Linked DNA regions of Homo sapiens: all the other regions are linked to region 4. A link is a contact called in ENCODE Hi-C or POLR2A ChIA-PET data. All regions are on one chromosome and are shown on one strand. Each heading gives the region's core, a stretch centred on a gene start or an enhancer-like site at or near the end of the contact. The rest is flanking DNA. Distances are from core to core; before and after follow the strand shown.

Region 1 (2,802 bases), core at 182-2,681, 5.2 Mb after region 4:
AGCCATGGCACCTGGCCAACTCTTATTTCTGAATTATGTTTGAATCCTTTCTTTTTCTCATTTTACATTACGTTCCTATCACTTTTTAAAATCCAAGATAAATATTTTAAAGCAAAAACAACTATTATTTTAAATATTTGTTATTTTCAGATATTAGGACTACTGTTAGAATGCTGGCTTGACCCAAAATAAGGTCTGTTCTTAAAAGGACTCTTTCAAAACAGATGACTCATCAGTTTTAAAAAGCATTCCACCATTAGCTTAAACATACAAAGTACGTCCTTCTAGGACTACCACTCAATCAGAAATTAAAGTTTGACTGCAGAGTAAAGGCATAGTTTCTCATACAAATAAATGACTGGCAAGAAAAAAACGACTTTCCTTTTTTAAGGAGGAAAGCAATTTAATGTCGTTGATTATACACGACCACTTAACTTTCTTATGTATAAGCTTTGTTAAAAAAAAAAAAAGCTAAGCATTTTTTCTCATTTCTATTCATTACTTTTCAAAATCATAAAATGTAATTTCAGAAAAGATTGAGTTTGGGACAAGGATGAAAAATACGTTAATTAGAATTACTAAATTAGTACCAGATCAGGATTTTCCCAAACTGTAGTTTTGACCTGCAGTACAAACTCTATGCTTTGAGTTTTTAAACTAACTCATTAATTTGAGCTATCTCAAATCATGCAACCGCCTCCATATCTCCCAAATTCACTCCTAGACACAACTTACACCAAAAGCCACGTATGTGCTTCTACAATTAAAACGGGCAAAACGTCCTTACTTGATACACATTTCTGCCTTAAAAAAGAAAAAAATAATTCTGTGGGGCAAGTAGTGCGGGTGTTACCCATATTTTATGCATGGGGCAACTGAAATCAAATCCCTGCCCTAGGCTATTTAACAGCGGAACCTCCAGTAAGGGTCCGGGGGTTCTGAGGTCTAGTCCAGCTGCGTTCACATTTCGAGGTCGGCTTTGTTAATCCTCGGACTTTAAATTCCTGCGGTTTTCTGTCATGGAGCTAAATCACCACTAAATTACTGTGTGCTCACAGAGTCCTGCAGACACGGGCCCCACTTTTAAACTGAAAAACAAGCGGGGGACGGGGGGGGCACGTGACGCGCGAACCCTCAAGGCGAGATAACCGAACATCCTTGGGCTGTTTGCCGAGGCAGTCTTGTAGCCCTGGAATAGGTCACCAGGCTCCAGCGACTATAAAGCGCGGCCGCCGAAACCCGGTCCGGCTCAGATGACAATTTGGCAGCCTCTGGGTGTCTGCCTCAGTTCTGCGCAGCCCATGCTGCGCTCTTGCCACTCCGCGCCCCGCGCCTCGTGAGGCAGAGCCCGCCCCGGAGCGGCGCGCGCACCCCAGGACTCGCGTCGCGTGACTCGGCCAAGGCGCGCAGGGTTTGCGCCCGCCCGCGCCACTTCCGACTCAGCCCTCGGTTCAGGTTCCGGGGCGCCGCAGAGCTCCCGGCCTCTGGACCGCGCGCGGCGCTCTGGGGAATCCGGCGCCACGCGCCGTGCGGTGGCCAGGATGGAGGAGGCCGGAGCAGCGGTGGTCACGGCCGGGGAGGCCGAACTGAACTGGTCCCGCCTCAGCGTGTCCACCGAGACGCTGGAGTCTGAGCTGGAGGCGCGGGGGGAGGAGCGGCGCGGGGCGCGGGAGGCGCTGCTGCGGCTGCTGCTGCCTCACAACCGTCTGGTGTCGCTGCCACGGGCGCTGGGCAGCGGCTTCCCGCACCTCCAGCTGCTGGACGTGAGCGGCAACGCGTTGACCGCGCTCGGGCCGGAGCTGCTCGCTCTGCGCGGCCTGCGCACGCTGCTGGCCAAGAACAACCGGCTCGGCGGGCCCAGTGCGCTGCCCAAGGGCCTGGCCCAGTCGCCGCTCTGCCGCAGCCTCCAGGTGCTCAACCTCAGCGGCAACTGTTTCCAGGAGGTGCCTGCCTCGCTCTTAGAGCTGCGCGCGCTGCAGACCCTGAGCCTGGGCGGCAACCAACTGCAGAGCATCCCGGCTGAGATCGAGAACTTGCAGAGGTGAGCGGGTGTGTGCCGGAGGGTGGGGAGGCCTCGGGCGGTGTCCGGGAACCCTGGGGCGCCGGGCCTGGGCACCTCAACGTTTGTCACGTAACTATTTCCAAGCTTTCTCTTTAACTGTGCGGTAGTGAGTTCTGCCCAACCATCTCAGCAAGTTGTTGTAAATACCTAGTATGTTCGCATGTGTGACTGTTTGGTGTGTTGTGTTTGGCCTATGCAGATTCTCGAGGCATTTTTTCTGTCTTCCTTATTGAATCTGGGGCGTGATCCAAACTGAGTGGAAACTCAAAACAGATGTAAATCAGAGGTTGTCACTTCTTTGCTCAAAAGTCTTCCGTGGATTTCCATCTCTATAGATCAAAGTACGTGCCTTTGAGCGTGGCGTACAAGGTGCTCTGATCTAACCCTTGCTTTCCACTACATTTGCAGCTTCCTCTTCTCTGTGGCAGTACCAACTACCATTTGTGGAGTTCAGTGACCTATGCATTTTCCCACGTAGAGAAAGCAGCTTGGAGTTGCTGGTAGGCACTCAGTATGTGTTGAATGGATGCAGTGCCTCTGTACACGTGCTGTTTCCCTTGCTTGGAATGTTTCCTTCACCTGGCAAACGCCTATCATCCTTCAAAAGCTATCTCAAGTTAATCATCTCTGTGATTCCTTTTTTACTACTCCCTGCACAACAATTTTTTTCGTTACTACTCCCTGCACAAAAAAGTACAGCCTATGCTGTACTTTCTCTGTGCTTCATTCATCTTGCCTTT
Region 2 (2,700 bases), core at 28-2,527, 6.1 Mb after region 4:
TAGAACTGCTAATGAAGCTTCCAAGATGTCATCCTGAGACTGCTCTAACAAATAGCTGTCTTAAGTATTAAGTTACTATAAAATAATTGCCCTTCTAGGCCGGGCGCAGTCCAGCCGCGGTGGCTCAGGCCTGTAATCCCAGCACTTTGGGAGGCGGAAACAGGCAGATCACGTGAGGTCAGGAGTTCCAGACCAGCCTGGCGAATGGTGAAATCCTGTCTCTACTAAAAATACAAAAATTAGCTGGGCATGGTAGTGGGCAACTGTAATCCCAGCTACTCTGGAGGCTGAGGCAGGAGAACCGCTTGAACCTGGGAAGTGAAGAGTGCAGTGAGCCAAGATCGCACCACTGCACTCCAGCCTGGGCGATAGAGCGCGACTCAGTCTCGAAAAAAAAAAAAAAAAGAAAGAAAAATACGAGTTTGGGCTGGCGCGGTGGCTCACGCCTGTAATCCCAGCACTTTGGGAGGCCGAGGTAGGCGGATCGCCTAAGTCCAAGAGTTCAAGACCAGCCTAGGCAACATGGTAAGAACCCTGTCTATAAAAAATACATTAAAAAAAAATTAGCCGGGCGTGGTGGTGCGCGCCTGTAGTCCCAATTAATCGGGAGGCTGAGGTGGGAGGATCACTTGAGTCCCAGAGGCAGAGGTTGCAGTGAGCCGAGATAGCACCACAGCACTCCAGCCTGGGCGACAGAGCAAGACCCTGTCTGGAAAAAAAAAAAAAAAAAAGAAAGAAAAAAGATACAAGCTTGGGTTACAAATATCAGAACCTCAAATATAATCTAAAAATGAAGCACACCATCCTTGGTGTCCTAAGGCTGACCCAGGCTGCCCACGCTGCAGGACACCGCTTTCGCGGCCCCCTACCCCACTTCACACCCTAGGCACTTTTACTCTTTGCCAAACAGCTCCCGGAGGCGGTCCCATCCAGATTCCGGGTAATAGGGCTCTGGGACGTAGGGAAGCCGCTTCTGACGCTCCTCAAGGACTTCCGAATCGGCAGTCACAGCTTCGGCAGCAAAGACTCGGGGAAATAGGCACAATGCTCTACAGAGAAAGCTCCGCGGTGCCGGTGGCGGCACCTCCATGGCCTTCTCTCGACCTACGGACAAACTTGAGCGCTCAGGACTTCAAGTCCTCGCGGACGTGCCGCGGGAGAGCGTAACTGTACGAGGTGAGAATCCGTGCATTTGACCCAGGTTAACCCTCTGCCAGAGGGCTCGACACCCACACCTTCAGTCCCCGGCCTCGCTTTGGAGTCCTTGGAAATACGACACAGGAAGTCCCGCCCGACCGGGGCAAAGGCCAGGGGGCGGGGCGACGGCGAAGCCGGAGCCCAAAAGACTTCCGGTTGAGGGCGGGTTGGGCCACTGCTGTGCTGAGTGCACCCCCGGAAGTGAGTTGGCTGCCAGTAGTGAAGCTCAGCGTGGTCCCGGCAGGCCTTCGCTCCGTGTTTGTGGTTCCTGGGTCATGCAAACGGTGTCTGCGGCTACTTATATTCAGCTTGAGGTGGTCATAGGTTGAAGTAATTTATCGTATTTAAAATGCCAGGAATTAGCCGGGCATGGTGGCGGGCGCCTGTAATCCTAGCTACTCGGGAGGCTGAGGTAGGAGAATCGCTTGAACCCGGGAGGCGGAGGTTGCAGTGAGCCGAGATCACACCACTGCACTGCAGCCTGGGCAACAAGAGCGAAAATCTGTCTCAAAAAAAAAAAAAAAAGGCAGGAATCCCGCTTCAGTAAGGAAGAAAGTGCAATATTCAGTGCAAGTGGAGTAGGGAAAGAGGGAAAGGCGATTTGTGCAAAAACAAGTCCAACCTACTCTGCCAACATTAGAGAAGCCTTCCAGGCTGGGCGGGGTCCGTTTGTACCTTGTCAGTTCTGCTGGAAAAAAAACGAGGCATTGGGGATGGGTGTTGGTGCCAGTTACACTAAGATTTCGAGAACACTTTTTTGAAGAATCAGCTTTTTGGCAGGTCTTCCTAAGGTGGATTTCACTCCCTTTAGTTCATATGCCTACTGCTTCTCAAAAGGCAGGAGAATTTCTGGAATTTCTATCAAGTGTTTGTATAATTTGCCGTCACTACAACCTCTGCTAACATATGCTTCGAAGTACAGTTTTCATTAAAATGAATGCATTTAAAATATTCTCAATATTCGTGTAATTTCATTCAATCCTTGTTAACAAGCATACTCCCTTATTCATTTTGCCAATCCCTTCACCTCCTTGATTCCTTTCTAGTTGTCAATCAAAACTGCCACACTGTAGTAGAATACAGTAAGTGGACTTAGGAATTTGATAGCTGGAAATGCTACACATAAGTCCCTGAGAAGTGACTGACTAGAGTGACCAGCTCAATTAGTGACAGCGCCATGAAGACTACTCTGGGATATGAGATTTGATTCAGCACTCATCGTAGCACTTACAACACTGCATCATAATTTCCTATTAATCTGTCTCAATAAACTATCCTTGAGATCACAGACCAAATATATTCATCTCTGTATCTCCAGGACCTAGAACCGCAGTAGGTGCTCAGTAAATATTTGTTGAATAATTCAGATCTCCTGACTTCTGGCTCTGGATTACTGCTTATCCCATGTTAGGTAGAAGTGGGCACCAAGATAAGTTACCAAGGCCTGAAAGCCCAAGAAAATGGCTGTACAGTCTGTTTCTAACCTATATGTAGAAAAAGCTA
Region 3 (2,862 bases), core at 209-2,708, 6.1 Mb after region 4:
ATTCCTAAGTGACAGCTCTGTGGTACATTAGGACATTAGGAATATTTGGGAATATTAGCAACTTTACTGGTTTCGATATCAGTCATTCTGGCTCTAAATTCTGGTTCTGGCTCTTATTAGCCAGGCTATTTTCTTTTTTTTCTATTATTATTATTATTATTTTTGAGACAGGGTCTCTCTCTGTTGCCCAGGCTGGAGTGCAGTGGCACAATCTCGGCTCACTGCAAACTTGACCTCCAGGGCTCAAGTGATCCTCCCACCTCAGCCTCCCAAGTAGCTGGGACTACAGGTGTGAGCCACCATGCCCGATTTATTTTTTTACTTTTTTCATAGAGACAAGGTTCCACTATATTGCTCAGGGTGGTCTCAAACTCTTGGGCTCAAGTGATCCTCCTGCCTTGGCCTCCCAGTGTTGGAATTACAGTCATGAGCCACCCTGCCTGGCCAGGCAGGCTATTTTCAACAAGCTACTTAACTTCTCTTAACTTCAGTTTCTTCTGTAAAATAATAACCATAGTAGAAGCTATCAAAATGTGAGATTTAAATGAAATGTGTAAAGCTACTAATCCAGTGCCTGACACAACAAAATTCTTAATAAAGGTTAATCATTCAATCAATACAAACAACTTTCTATTAAGGAGATTAAAATCTCTGGAGTGAAAGATTACACAAATGCTCCTTTTGACACTCTTATCTTCTTCTAATACCAAACTATTGTCAATTCCTGAACTCAAGATGACGTTGCTCACAGATCTTTACCTTTTTATCTGCCACTTCTCCAGGAGGACTGCCATTCTCCCACAAAGCCCCTATGCCTTTGTGGAGTCTTGGCTGAAACCCCAAGCTCTCTGCAAAGCTTTTCTTGGTATTGACATCACCACCATCCCACAGAATTCGTTAGTGTTACATGCTATCTCTGGACCTTGGACACACTTTTAATATTGTAACAAATGGTAATTACTGTATTTTCTTAGTGTCGCCTCTCTTCCACTAGACTCTGAGCTTTTGTGGTATTCGCTTTGTAACCACAGCATCTGTCTAGTTCTTAGCAAACAATAAGCGCAGGGTTGGATGCTGACGCATGACTTCATGACTTGGGCTCCCTCACTTAGCAGTAACGTGACCCTAGGTGACACCTCCTAATCTACACTCATCTGTAAAATGGCGGTGATAACTTGTACATGGTTACTACATGGAGTCCAAGAGACAGCAAGAAGGATCAGTAGCATGGTGCCCGCACCTAGCAGCCGCTAGCTGACTGAGGCCGAAAGAGGAAATGCTTTGGCCAACACTGGCCGGAAGGGGCGGGACCGCGAGTTAAGAGGAGAAGGCGCGCCCCACTGCGCAGGTGCAAATGGTAGGGGTTGTCGTGCCGGCTGATTCCGGGGACGCACTCGCGGCTGGGGCAGACCGCGGTCGCGTAGCTGACGTCATCGCCGTGCGCTGCCACGTCTGCTCAGCTCCGCGGTAATGGAGGCTAGGGATGGGTGCTGAAGTATCAGGCTCTGGCTCTAGCTTTAGCTCTGGCACTGGAACTGCGTCGGAGTCTGGGTCTGAGTCTGGCAGCCCGAAGCCTGGACACCTTTTCTTGATTCTCTAGGCGGGGGCTGCCTGCGTCCAAGCAGCTGGTTTGCAGCGTTCCAACGCTGGGAGGGAGTTCCCTTACCTGGGGTCCAGTCTGTAAAGTTGTCGCCGCTTTCTAGGGACCCCGCCCCACCGGCTGGGACTCTTCCATGCGTGAGTATTACTGAGCTGCCCCAAGGTCCGGCTGTCCTGGACCTGCCTCGGCCCTCTTGGGTGTGCGGCGGAGACTGCTTTGTCTACCTTTCTGCCGACTTCTCTTAGGGACCAGTCTGTTGAAGTTTGTGGTCTCCTGCAGTCCACCACACCGCATACTCTCACCTCTTCCGTCCCAGTTTTTTCCCTGCACTTTTCTTTCCCTTTGCTTGTTAATGGAGCAAGGACCAGCAGCCCCTGCATCCAGCGGTTTGAATGCTTTGTTTGACTTGGGGTTAGTTTACAGCCGAAGGCTGTTAGGAATAGGGAGCATTTGAAAACACGGGTTTTTTCCAGTGTCATCCTTGGGTTTTAGTTGTATTGTTTAGGAAACATTGGTATCCATGTTGACAGAATCATGATTTTTGCCGTAGAATGATGAAAAGAGCTTTTTTTTTTTTTTCCAGTGAGGATCTTTATCTTTTACTTGCTTCTTAATCTTGCAGTTTCAGTAATTTCTGTATGATTTTACACCAGCTTTTCTGGAGCGGGCATCCCCTTGAAGAGTTTCTTTCAATATTTTAACCCTAACATATAGAGATACCACTCGAACAGTTTTACTTTTAAACTGTTAAAAGAACTACTGGTACCCTTTCATTCCACTTCCTCAGTCCTGACAACCTCTGCAGAACAGGGGACACTCCCCCCCCCCGCCCCCCCCCCTTGAAGAAACACACTCAGAAGAACACACTCAGAAGTTAACTTATCCGGATAAGGTCAGATAATATGTGACCATCTGAGCTCACAAGCCATATCCCTTGATAACAAAACCTAATGTTTTATAAAGTGCCAATTCTTCTATATTTCAAGTAGTTTAAGTGTGAAACATTGAGCTGGAAATGTATAAGGTGTGATGTTTCTTGTAAACTTCTATTTGATTATAATATCTTACAGATGATACAAATCAGTTGACAAAAGACACAAATCATCACTTGCCTAAAGCTGAACAGAGCTTAGATCAGAACTTAGGCTTTTGACCCATTAGAGTCTGAGTAGTCCTTTAATTCGAATAACGTAAGTAGTAGACACTGGGAACATTCGTTTGAAAATCTTATTTTGTAAGGCCTGCTTACTCAGTGTTTGTCG
Region 4 (2,700 bases), core at 57-2,556:
GTTTCTTTTTTTCTTAAAACAGGTACTGAGTATAAAACAATATGAGAGGGTCTCTCTCCTTCCTCAGGCTCACTGCAACGTCCGCCTCCCAGGCTCAAGTGATTCTTCTGTCTCAGCCTCTTAAGTAGCTGGGATTACGGGCACGCACCACCATGCCCGGTTAATTTTTGTATTTTTAGTTGAGAATGGGTTTCACCATGTTGGCCAGGCTGGTCTCGAACTCCTGACCTCAAGTGATCCGCCCACCTCGGCCTCCCAAAGTGCTGGGATTACAGGCGTGAGCCACTGTGCCCAGCCTCAAGTCATGTTATTATAAACTAAAATTAGCAATTAGGAGAGACTTTAGAAATCTACCCATGCACTCTTGTTTTACAAATCCAAAACCAAGGCCTAAACAAGGTGAAAGATTTGTCTGGGGTCTGGAAGAGTACCTAGCTCTGTTCTGAGATCTCTAATTTCCATGACAGCTTCTTTTTAATTTATAATAATGATTGGCTTTACTCCAATGTCATGCTTGCCCCCCCCCCACCCCAAGTAACTAAAACGTACAGATGTTTGCTTCGTTCTTGTACTTTCTTATTTTTGTAAGCTTTCTTCCTAAAATGCCTGGAACGGCCCCTCAAATGGAAGGCTAGGACGTGGTTAGGAAGGCGGGCACTCGGCCGGGCGCGGTGGCTCACGCCTGTAATCCCAGCACTTTGGGAGGCCGAGGCGGGCGGATCACGAGGTCAGGAGATCGAGACCATCCCGGCTAAAACGGTGAAACCCCGTCTCTACTAAAAATACAAAAAACTAGCCGGGCGTAGTGGCGGGTGCCTGTAGTCCCAGCTACTTGGGAGGCTGAGGCAGGAGAATGGCGTGAATCCGGGAGGCGGAGCTTGCAGTGAGCCGAGATCGCGCCACTGCACTCCAGCCTGGGCGACAGAGCGAGACTCCGTCTCAAAAAAAAAAAAAAAAAAAAGGAAGGCGGGCACTCACACACCAGAAGGGAACTCTCTAGTGCTGCTGGCTCCTTTGTTTCTTCCTCCTTCACTGTCCGGGTTCCTCGTTCCGTTGCGGCGCCCTCCCTCGCCCTCCCTCGCCCATCAGCCAGTCGCCCAGCTACCAGCTCCCAGAGCCTCCGCCTCCTTCAGGGACCCGCCGCCCTGACCCAAGATGGCGCCAGACGCTTCGGCTGTGAGGGAAGTGAGCTCACGCTACTCCGGAAGGGAAGGCGGGAAGGGAGCAGGGGGCGGGGGGTGGCTGACCCGCTGTGGGGCTGTGGGGCTGTGGGGCTGTGGGTGGGGCGGCGGCCGCGGCCCTGGCATTCGCGCTTGGGTCTGGAGATAGCGCGAGAGACTCACCGGCTCCTGGGAACCCAGTCGAGGGCCCGGGCCAGGGGCATAAGAGGAAGTTGTCCCGAGTGGCTCGCCTCTGGCCCTGGGAGAGGCGGCCCCGGGAGCCGGCGTCCCGCCCCCGGCGGCCTCATTCCCCGACCCTCCTCCCCGGCTGCGCGCGCCGGCCCTGGCTGTATCTCGGGGGCTGCGGCGGGAACTGCCGAGCGGGCTTGACTGGACGCACTGCCTGAGGACCTGCGGAGGAGACGAGGGAGCGCGGCGGGTCAGCCCCGAGGTTAGGCCGCGGGTCCCCTGTCCGTGGCGCTCCGTCCTTTTCCCAGCCGTCTTGGCTACAGAATCTGCGACCTCCCCACACTCCTTCTCTTTTGAGTATGTCACTTAAGTCTTCTCGCCGGATGCTTTTTCCTCCTTGCTTTTGCCGGAAAGGAGAGAGATACATGTGAAGGATATCTGTCCTCGTTGCTTCCCCTGCCCTCTCAAAAGTTTAACTTCTGTGGGAATGTGTATCTTCCTTTTCTGGACCATTTGACAGTCCCGCCCCAGCCGCCGTGTGATTTAGCAACCGGTATCATATTCAGATCAAATCTTAAAAAAAAAAAGTCACCTACAGAACTACAGAATTGTTCTCTCCCGCTCAAGAAGGGCAAGTGGACTTTGGCGTTAAGATGCAGGGGGGTGAACCAGTGTCCACAATGAAAGTCTCGGAGAGCGAAGGAAAGCTGGAGGGCCAGGCCACAGCGGTGACCCCGAACAAGAACAGCAGCTGTGGAGGTGGAATCAGTAGCAGCAGCAGCAGCCGCGGTGGCAGTGCAAAAGGCTGGCAGTACAGGTATGCTCCTTTCTCCAAAATTATTTCCCGAGGTGGAGGTAGGGGTGAATATGCCCTGGAGGCTGCATCCCGCAATTGTTGAAAGATAAAAGTTTTTTCACTGGCTTCCAGAAGCTACTGATACATCTCGTTTGGATCTGGGACCTCGCCTAAAAGATTTAATCCATTCATTTGTTCATTCAACAGGTATTTATGGAAGGCCTTTTGAGGAACACAGAAATGTATCCCTGAACTTCCTCTACAGTCAGAGAGTTAATGCTTCCTCAGATTTAATTCTGTACTCACTTCTGCTTTTGCCTATGTTGCAATTTATTTACAAGCCAGCTTTCTCTGATAGACTGCGAGGGCAGGAACTGTTTAACTCAGCTTTCTCGAGAGGGTAGCAAATACTGGTGCTCAAAACTTACTTGTCCAGAGCTTCTCCAGAATCAGAAAAGATTCTTGCCCTGAAGGTATTTGTGACTTGGAAAGGGGAATGTACATAAGTAATTGGAATGCAAGGACAAAGGTAGAGATCCTAATGCCTCTGATAAA
Region 5 (2,705 bases), core at 124-2,623, 6.8 Mb before region 4:
CTGGTAATATATTATAAAACCTTATCACTGTAATTTTCCCTGCAGGCAGTAGTTTCAAACCTAGAAACCTATCAAGTCCATAAACTGAGAAAGAAAATATAGTAAGAAAGAATTACTGGGGGCAGGTTCTGAACTTCTACTTTTTTCCCCAAGACACTGTATTACAAAAGGCTCAACATAACTGTACACTATAAAGCCCTTCATAGAGGACGCAACAGCATCAGGTACAGAACCTCCTTTTTGAGGGAAATCAGAATAACGTAAAAGGGAAAAGCAGAGGGAAAATGAGAAATAATTACTTTGGGAGACCACCGCCACATTAGGGTGAAATCTTTACTTTTTTCCCCCCTCTAAGCAACGGACACAGGAAACAATCTTAAGACAAACGTGGTTAACGGAACACGCTACAAAAGGAGAAAATTTAAGGGAAGGCACTCTTAAACATAGTTAAGTATCAAGTGATTAACAGCCACTTCACTGAGCGTCTAAGTCCTACTTTACCCACTCCAAAGGCCACATTCAAAGATAAAATCACAGCAGCGGAGGAAAGGCCACGTGAATAAGCTGCCTTGCAGGAAGGAAAAGCCTTAGGGGAGAAAATGATTTTAGAAAAAGTACTGGAGAACAGACGACGCGGATGCTCATTTCCTAACAAAACGAAACAAAGCAAAGAAAGTCAGTCTGCAGGACTTGTTCGGAAGGAGGGTCGCTGACCCAAGGAAACAAGAGTTGCCGGCATCCAGCAGGAAGGGTGCTCAGACTAGGAGACTGGAAGGGAATCCCGAGGGCGGAACCCACAAGGGAATGAAGAGCCTGTGGGGTAAGGATATGTTAAGGCGAGTGGAGGAGCGTACTAGGTATAAAACAAGCAAAAAAAAGGGGTGGGGCTGGACAGGGCAGCGCCCTGAGCTAATGTCACTCAAAGCCGGGGGGGCGTCCAACGAAAGGAACCAGACCAGCAGCCTGGGGGAAGGGTAATCTGCTTCCTTAGCAGCTGCAGGCTGCAGCAGCCAAGACCACCCCGTTTTCCCTGCCCTGAGCCCCACAAAGTCCCCACGGCGTGGGAAGGGAGTAAGGCAGAGCCCCAGAGCCCAGTGCCCGGAGTCGGCTTTACCTTCGCGGGAGGCTGGAGAGGCTCCAGCCCTAGCTCCTCCCGCCGCCGGCTCAGCTTCCAGAGTGGGATGAGGCGCCCTCCGGCCTCCTCACCCTCACCACTTCCCCTTTCCCCCGCCGGGGCCCTGCAGCTCCGCTGCCGCGGGTTCCTGGTGCCGCCGCGGCGCTGCCTCCCCGCCCCCTCCGCCTCCTCCCTCTGCCTCTCAGAGTTTCACTCTGGAGGCCGCCATCTTCGCTCAGGCTTTGAGCGAGCGCGCTCTAATACGCCTGCGTCGCCACCGCCCAGGCTGTCACGAGACCCAGTCAGCTGATTTCAACTCTTCCGTCTTCTGCCCCGCCCTCCCCGTCCTCCCCGTCCCGATCGTTCTTTCCCTGAAATTCTGCTTTCCTCCGGCCAGCCCCCAGCAGCTACACATGCGCAGAGTAACGACACCGGCCGTGGGATTTGGATTCCACGCAGCGCGTCAGGGGGCTGGCGCCTCGGTGGGTGCTGAAAAGGACACGCCCCTGGGCGCGCGCGGGTGCCCATGACCACGCCCCTCCGGCGGGTGCCCATGACCACGCCCCTCCGGCGTGTGCCTTAGGGCCGCGCCCCTCCGCTTATGTCCTGCGGAGAGTAGGGTCGCAACCCGGTACTTAAGCTTTAAGTCCGAGGAAATCTTGTTTTAAATCACCTCTTTTTAGCTCTTGCCGTCAAGTGCCATGGAGCATCTGCGAGGCAGTCTGAAGCCTCAGCCTATCTCCTGGTTTGGCTGGATTGGGAGCCAGCAGGTTCATTTACTATTGAGACGTCCTGAACGACAGCAGAGCAGGGTTTAAGTTATGGATGCTCTGGAAGGTCTCAGAGACCAAATTCTCAGAGACGCCTAAGGCATTTGCAGGTGGGAATGCTGGAAAGATAGTTCTGGTAGCCCCATTTATTGTGTCCGGATCAAGTGTTTAGAAGTTTACTTAAAGCTGCTTAATCTTCAACTCTCTGAGATACGAATCATCCTCGTTTTGCAGATAAGTTGAGGCCCAGCCTCAGAGTAGTGGATTTCATGTTTGCACCCAAGTAATTTGAACCCAGAACCTGTGCCCTCTAGATAACCATCTTCCTGAACCTCACCTGAGAGGGAAGTCAGGGCAGTGAAAAGAGGGGATATTGGGACTAAAGGATTCGGCTAGAAATTATGTGTTATCTGTGGGCAATGGTTTAAATAAGAAAGGTCAATGTCCACTCCCAGATCTGAGCCGTAAAGACCACAGTTTAAAAATTAGTGATTAAAAAAAAAATAGTGATTCTGCTGCAGACTTCAGAGTAGAGGCAGTGTAGGGTGACCTGCATGGATACATTATTGTATAAGGGTTAAAGGTCTCTGATAAGGAGTTGAATACTCATTCTTCATGGCAGTCCTGAAATTGTGATTTCTTGGCGTCCCCTTCAGCAAGTTGGCTCATTTTATAGACAGCGATTGCAGGATGAAAAAATGTGGAAAAATGGTTTTTACAGACTTTACCTCTTGATTCTATTAACCCTTTGCCCTACCTTAGGGCGGAAAAAGACTATTTGTGTTTATCCTTAGACTTTTCTGTAATGCAGCAGTAAGATA
Region 6 (2,700 bases), core at 157-2,656, 5.3 Mb before region 4:
TGTTCAACAATTTTAAAAATAATCAGTGCTGTGTAGGAAAAGCATTAAATATTTTAACGAGGCCAAAGGGATCATGTAACATGTGAATGACGATCTAATGTGTCCAAAGTGTACAGTGAACAAACAGGTTCCGCTGTCAGCCTCCTAAATGATGTTTTGAAATAGGGTGGAACTTTAAGAAAAGCACTCATCTCATAACATTTCATTAAATTCACTGGGTTTTTTTTGTGAATTGAAAAATAATGAGTTTTTTCCCCAATGCTAGACATAATAAAACATGGCTTGCTTTCTTATAAATGAATCCTGCCACACACCACATCGAGGCTTGAAACGCCAATATACAGAGATGCAGCCCCATCCCCTTGTCCCCCATTTCCACTTCCCCTCGAGTAATTCCTTTCAAATAGCTATTTAAACATGCACAGACGCTATCTGAAATGAAAACTTCCCTCTCATTCCCTAAGCTGAAGAGAGCAGGAATTCCTCAAGAAAGCTGAATCAAGCTCAGTCACCCACAGAACCTCAATCTCTCAAATGCCCCATGTTACCAAAATAAAAGCTGGATACCCTAAGTAAGCAAATCCTTGGACACTTCACATACACAGTAAATAAATAAGCTCACGAAAATAAAAAGGTGGAAAAACAAAGACAACTTAAAAGCAAACCACCACACCCTCAACTCCGCGTTGCAACCGGTCGGCCAGGGGCCTTTACCTTCATTTTCCATCGAAACTGCACTCGGGTTGATGGCTACAAAGTCTTTAGTGTCAGCCACGGCCACACTGGGAATAGAGAGGAGAGGAGGAGGACAAGGAAGAGAAGCCCCCGGAATCCCAGGCTGTCACCCCCGCTCCCGGCCACGCGTCCCACGGCTGCTCCCACCACCCCTAGCAGCAGCATCTGCAAGAGAAACCAGGAGAAGCGGCGCTGACGAGAGGCTGAGGAAGGAGTTCCCCGCCCAGCCACTATCTCGGGAGCCCCCCTCCCCAAGATCCCGCACCCGCCCCGTCGTGTGCCCGCAACGTCCCCAGCTCACGCCAGCGGGGCGGCGCCCTAGAGATGCCCCCCCATCCAGGGGATACCCGAACCTCCCCTTCCTTCAGAACCTGGAAGTTTCTAGAAATGGGGGCAGGAGGTAATACTGGTACCCACCCAAAGCCCCGGACAGCCCTCCTCCAGGCTGCGGGGTCTCAGCCGCGGGGCTCGCGGGGGCGCCCCGCGCGCCTCGGGAGAAGAGGAGCTGCTCGCGGGGCAGCGGTGCGAGGCGGGAGCCTGCTCCCGGCGTGAGAAGAAGCGAGCGGGAGGGAGGAAGGGAGGGAGAGAGGGCGGGCGGGGAGGGGAGAGAAGAGGAGGTGAGGGGACCCGTCACGGTCCGCCGGGCCGGCTCCGCGAGGCCGTGCTGGTCTGCTCCCGCCTCCGACTCCTGCGCTCCGCCCCTCCCCGCCGCCGGCCGCCCAGTCGCGCCCCGCACTCCTGGGCCAGCCGCGAACCCAGCTTTGTCACTATTACTTCCGCTGAGAGAGGTGCGCGCAGGCGCATTCGTGTTCACGGGCTGGGAAGGCGGAAGTGAAGTGAAGGCCGAGACTTCGGCCCGGAATGGACAATGTTTGGGTTTGGATCCGTCCGGTAGGAGGTCGCTCGGGGTTGGTGGCCCGCCTTGTTCTTGCTGGCGCCTCCCTTACCCCAGGGACGGTGTCCGCCCGTTTATATGCACCCCCTGAACGCGAGGGTCGGAGATTCGCCCACGCCCCGTGTCGGCCACGCATTCCCGTGGGGCGGCCGCGGGGTCGGCCCAAGCTGAGAGTCATGGCCGCTGTCCCCGAGGCGTTTAAGCGCTCTCTACAAAGTCTGTAGGGGAAGCTGCTCCCGTCGGGGTGGCAGTCACAATCTCAGCAGGCAACGTTGAGGCCCACGGAAGGAAGGGGCGAGGTGTCCATGCTCCTGCCAGGGACTGGAGCACCGTGAGCAGCCTCCCGAGTCTCGCACTCTCACTTGCAAAACCCTGCACTGACTGCTTGGTTCTTGGGGGAGCCGGTAATCGCGGGGCGACTTCCCAAAATTCTTTAAGGGGTGTGCTTAGTTACCATGTGTAATGAGAGAGCAAGGTTCAGCCTCAGAGAGCTCCAGGGAGAGCTAATCTTTTTCATTCGTTTGTGGTATATGGAACTGGGGAGAGGCTGGAACAGCAATTAGAAACCAGTCGTACAGCTGTCGAAGCCAATGAACGAGCACTTCTTTTAGCAGCTGTACCTTTGTCCAGTGTCAATGCCTTTTCACACGTAAACATTTCACTTGCTCGGCATCTTACCCAGACCCCTAATAAGTGCTTTTTAATGAACGATTGGTTTTAATAAACCGTGGTGAGCCAGACATATAATGTTGAACAGAAGTCCTCTCACACCCATAACCACTAGAGGGCAGGGCTTCACCTACTGAGTTGGTGATCATCCTACAGAGAACTCAAAAGAAAATTTCCGTATATGCTAGATGTGTTTTTCTCCATCAACACTTAGACACTTTACAAATTTGCTTTTTATCTCAGGTCCTGTAACATATCGCAGTGTGCTCTCTAACCACACGTTCAACATCAGAATTAACGGACGGGGTTGCCTGTGTTTCTATATTTGTTCCCAAGTAAGTGGTACTAGACTAGGATTGAAAATTCTGGACAGCTTTCTAGATTTACCTTTCTTTTAAGAA
Region 7 (2,768 bases), core at 82-2,581, 5.5 Mb after region 4:
TGCTTTCGGGGCCCGTTTTGCGCTGGGCAGTTGCGCCCAAGGAGCGCGCGCATCCAGCATGAGCTCATTTCTCATGGGCGTTTCCAGAGGCCCGGCCGGGCCGCGCACACCAAGCGCAGCAAGCCTCTGTATCAATGGCCCCCGCGGCTGGGCGGGGCGCGGCCGCCCAAAGGCGCTGCCTTTCTGGAAGCTTTGTTCCCATTTTAGCGTCTGAGAGCTTGCAGCCGGCTGGGAAGGCCCCCTTGGTCCGTCTGGCCCTTTCGGGGAAGAGGCCAACACTCGGCACACGCGATCCACGGCAGAGGGGAGCCTTGGGCGCGCAGAATTGGCTGCGCCCCGCCGAGAGCCTCCTGTGGGTGGGGAGAGCCCCTCCACCCCTCTGCTCGCTTGAGCGCTCAGAGCCCAGGGCCGCCGACCGCAGCACTTTCCGATTTGCTGCACCGAGGGCCCGCGGTCCCTGTGTGCGGTTTCCACCGTTGTTGGAGGCGGCCGCAGGCGAACCGTCGGGTCGTCAGCCACGACCCGAGTCAGGCATCTCCCCGCTCCTGGGACCGGGGCCGAAGGCCAATCACACTGCAGCTAGGTCTTGCGATTGGACGGCAGTGAGAGCCGATTGGCCGCCGCCGCGAGTTTCGGGCTCCCTCCCTCTCCCTTTTGCCCCAACTCCAGCGCCTAAGCTTCAGGCCAATGAGACAGCGCTTTATAGACGCCCTCCCTTCGCTTTCTTCTCCCCACCTTGGAGAGGGAGGGGAAGTCCTGACTGGCCAGACTGTCCTCGGAAGCCCCCTTCTCTTCACCAATCACCGAAGGAGGTACGCTCCCAGCGGAGTTTTCCAGCCAATCACAAAGCGGCGGCGGCGCCCAGCCGTGCAGTTTCACCAGCGTCTCTGGGTTTCACCGTCCTCAACTCTTCAAGCCTCTTCGTAAGGGCCGGCGACTCTGATTGGCCACTGTTGCCATTGTCGAATGTCTCCTCCAGCCAGCCACCGAACAAGGCGAATTCACCCTTTCCGTTCGGCTACCTTCGGCATTTTCCGCTCTTTGGGCGTGGCTTCCCAGCGTCACTTTCTAATTGGTTTCTCAGGCTGATCGGCTTTTTCCGGGAGGAGCCGCAAACAAACGACGTCCGTGATTGGCTCCGTTCGGGCTTCGGCTCCCAGCCGAAGCGGGCGAGCGTGGGGCTCGGCCGGCGATTCCCAGACGCCTGTTACGCGGGCGGCGGGGCGCTGGGCGGTGTAAGGCTGGGTGGGGGAGGAAGGAGGTGGAGGACGAGTAGGAGGGGGGAGGAGGAGTGGGGAAGTGCAAGGCGGCTGCGCAGACAGCGCTCCTCACACAGAGCAGCTCCTGACCCGGGCGAATGCGGGCTTGTGCCGCCGCCGCCGCCGCCGCCGCCCGGGCCAAGTGACAAAGGAAGGAAGGAAGCGAGGAGGAGCCGGCCCCGCAGCCGCTGACAGGGCTCTGGGCTGGGGCAAAGCGCGGACACTTCCTGAGCGGGCACCGAGCAGAGCCGAGGGGCGGGAGGGCGGCCGAGCTGTTGCCGCGGACGGGGGAGGGGGCCCCGAGGGACGGAAGCGGTTGCCGGGTTCCCATGTCCCCGGCGAATGGGGAACAGTCGAGGAGCCGCTGCCTGGGGTCTGAAGGGAGCTGCCTCCGCCACCGCCATGGCCGCTGGATCCAGCCGCCGCCTGCAGCTGCTCCTGGCGCAATGAGGAGAGGAGCCGCCGCCACCGCCACCGCCCGCCTCTGACTGACTCGCGACTCCGCCGCCCTCTAGTTCGCCGGGCCCCTGCCGTCAGCCCGCCGGATCCCGCGGCTTGCCGGAGCTGCAGCGTTTCCCGTCGCATCTCCGAGCCACCCCCTCCCTCCCTCTCCCTCCCTCCTACCCATCCCCCTTTCTCTTCAAGCGTGAGACTCGTGATCCTTCCGCCGCTTCCCTTCTTCATTGACTCGGAAAAAAAATCCCCGAGGAAAATATAATATTCGAAGTACTCATTTTCAATCAAGTATTTGCCCCCGTTTCACGTGATACATATTTTTTTAGGATTTGCCCTCTCTTTTCTCTCCTCCCAGGAAAGGGAGGGGAAAGAATTGTATTTTTTCCCAAGTCCTAAATCATCTATATGTTAAATATCCGTGCCGATCTGTCTTGAAGGAGAAATATATCGCTTGTTTTGTTTTTTATAGTATACAAAAGGAGTGAAAAGCCAAGAGGACGAAGTCTTTTTCTTTTTCTTCTGTGGGAGAACTTAATGCTGCATTTATCGTTAACCTAACACCCCAACATAAAGACAAAAGGAAGAAAAGGAGGAAGGAAGGAAAAGGTGATTCGCGAAGAGAGTGATCATGTCAGGGCGGCCCAGAACCACCTCCTTTGCGGAGAGCTGCAAGCCGGTGCAGCAGCCTTCAGCTTTTGGCAGCATGAAAGTTAGCAGTGAGTATTGGTTTTATTTTACACCCCTTTTCCACCTCGCCCTTAAAATAAGAAACCTCGAAATACCAGGATCTGAAATTATTAGACCTCCTGATAAACAGGCAATGGAAAAGGGCAAAACCTATCTTCAGTCAAGGATGAAGCAGCTCCCTTTTTACTCCTCCCATACCCCCTCCCCCGGTCTCATTAACCTTGAATTGAGATAATATGATATTTATTTGGATGATTCGATTTCAAACTGCTTTCTTGTACTTTTCTTGCTGTTGGTAGTCAGTTTCATCAAGTGCTCGAGTGTTTCCACGTTAAAGTAGTGATGACAGTGTTTACTTGCCCATCC

Evidence for each region. A loop is a pair of places that touch in the nucleus more often than their neighbours do. ChIA-PET counts read pairs that join two places held with the same protein, here RNA polymerase II (POLR2A). Pooled maps may share reads with other maps.
Region 1: a loop to region 4 is called in a pooled map, with 22 times the contacts of the local background. The contact joins the promoter of LRRC58 here to the promoter of OSBPL11 in region 4. A Hi-C loop is called at or near these places in 4 of 50 pooled maps. POLR2A ChIA-PET finds 5 or more read pairs at or near these places in 3 of 52 experiments (GM12878, activated B cell and naive thymus-derived CD4-positive, alpha-beta T cell).
Region 2: a loop to region 4 is called in a map of CD4-positive, alpha-beta T cell, with 21 times the contacts of the local background. The contact joins the promoter of TIMMDC1 here to the promoter of OSBPL11 in region 4. A Hi-C loop is called at or near these places in 2 of 168 maps with a recorded cell type or tissue (CD4-positive, alpha-beta T cell and CD8-positive, alpha-beta T cell) and 4 of 50 pooled maps.
Region 3: a map of B cell shows a loop between it and region 4 (16-fold over the local background). The contact joins the promoter of TMEM39A here to the promoter of OSBPL11 in region 4. A Hi-C loop is called at or near these places in 1 of 168 maps with a recorded cell type or tissue (B cell) and 5 of 50 pooled maps. POLR2A ChIA-PET finds 5 or more read pairs at or near these places in 1 of 52 experiments (B cell).
Region 5: a loop to region 4 is called in a map of B cell, with 23 times the contacts of the local background. The contact joins the promoter of DNAJC13 here to the promoter of OSBPL11 in region 4. A Hi-C loop is called at or near these places in 3 of 168 maps with a recorded cell type or tissue (B cell and naive thymus-derived CD4-positive, alpha-beta T cell) and 9 of 50 pooled maps.
Region 6: a map of CD8-positive, alpha-beta T cell shows a loop between it and region 4 (7-fold over the local background). The contact joins the promoter of ATP2C1 here to the promoter of OSBPL11 in region 4. A Hi-C loop is called at or near these places in 2 of 168 maps with a recorded cell type or tissue (CD8-positive, alpha-beta T cell and naive thymus-derived CD4-positive, alpha-beta T cell) and 6 of 50 pooled maps. POLR2A ChIA-PET finds 5 or more read pairs at or near these places in 1 of 52 experiments (activated B cell).
Region 7: a loop to region 4 is called in a pooled map, with 28 times the contacts of the local background. The contact joins the promoter of GSK3B here to the promoter of OSBPL11 in region 4. A Hi-C loop is called at or near these places in 1 of 37 single-sample maps with no recorded cell type and 7 of 50 pooled maps. POLR2A ChIA-PET finds 5 or more read pairs at or near these places in 4 of 52 experiments (B cell, CD8-positive, alpha-beta T cell, T-cell and 1 more).

What each region holds. Positions count from the first base shown.
Region 1 is chr3:120,347,983-120,350,784 of GRCh38, reverse strand. LRRC58 (leucine rich repeat containing 58) reads left to right here and starts at 1,431. Exons shown (of 4, transcript NM_001099678.2): 1 at 1,431-2,041. The coding sequence starts at 1,542. It also overlaps the pseudogene BTNL12P. RefSeq lists a silencer at 1,436-1,765 and an enhancer at 2,116-2,165.
Region 2 is chr3:119,497,124-119,499,823 of GRCh38, reverse strand. It overlaps TIMMDC1 (translocase of inner mitochondrial membrane domain containing 1), which reads right to left and starts at 1,277. Exons shown (of 7, transcript NM_016589.4): 1 at 897-1,277. The coding sequence starts at 1,090. RefSeq lists an enhancer at 1,488-1,537.
Region 3 is chr3:119,462,211-119,465,072 of GRCh38, reverse strand. TMEM39A (transmembrane protein 39A) reads left to right here and starts at 1,458. Exons shown (of 9, transcript NM_018266.3): 1 at 1,458-1,737. RefSeq lists enhancers at 1,208-1,267, 1,298-1,787.
Region 4 is chr3:125,594,103-125,596,802 of GRCh38, reverse strand. OSBPL11 (oxysterol binding protein like 11) reads left to right here and starts at 1,306. Exons shown (of 13, transcript NM_022776.5): 1 at 1,306-2,166. The coding sequence starts at 2,003. RefSeq lists a silencer at 1,189-1,598 and an enhancer at 1,699-1,758.
Region 5 is chr3:132,416,170-132,418,874 of GRCh38, reverse strand. It overlaps DNAJC13 (DnaJ heat shock protein family (Hsp40) member C13), which reads right to left and starts at 1,373. Exons shown (of 56, transcript NM_015268.4): 1 at 1,115-1,373. RefSeq lists enhancers at 509-1,044, 984-1,133 and silencers at 1,164-1,303, 1,584-1,683.
Region 6 is chr3:130,892,790-130,895,489 of GRCh38, reverse strand. It overlaps ATP2C1 (ATPase secretory pathway Ca2+ transporting 1), which reads right to left and starts at 1,406. Exons shown (of 28, transcript NM_001378687.1): 1 at 1,153-1,406; 2 at 715-900. The coding sequence starts at 720. LOC107986023 (a long non-coding RNA gene) reads left to right here and starts at 1,569. Exons shown (of 3, transcript XR_001740492.2): 1 at 1,569-2,634. RefSeq lists a silencer at 1,152-1,541 and an enhancer at 1,632-1,851.
Region 7 is chr3:120,093,010-120,095,777 of GRCh38, reverse strand. It overlaps GSK3B (glycogen synthase kinase 3 beta), which reads left to right and starts at 1,331. Exons shown (of 11, transcript NM_001146156.2): 1 at 1,331-2,431. The coding sequence starts at 2,344. GSK3B-DT (GSK3B divergent transcript) reads right to left here and starts at 674. Exons shown (of 3, transcript NR_186629.1): 1 at 1-674. RefSeq lists enhancers at 223-542, 822-1,116, 743-1,152.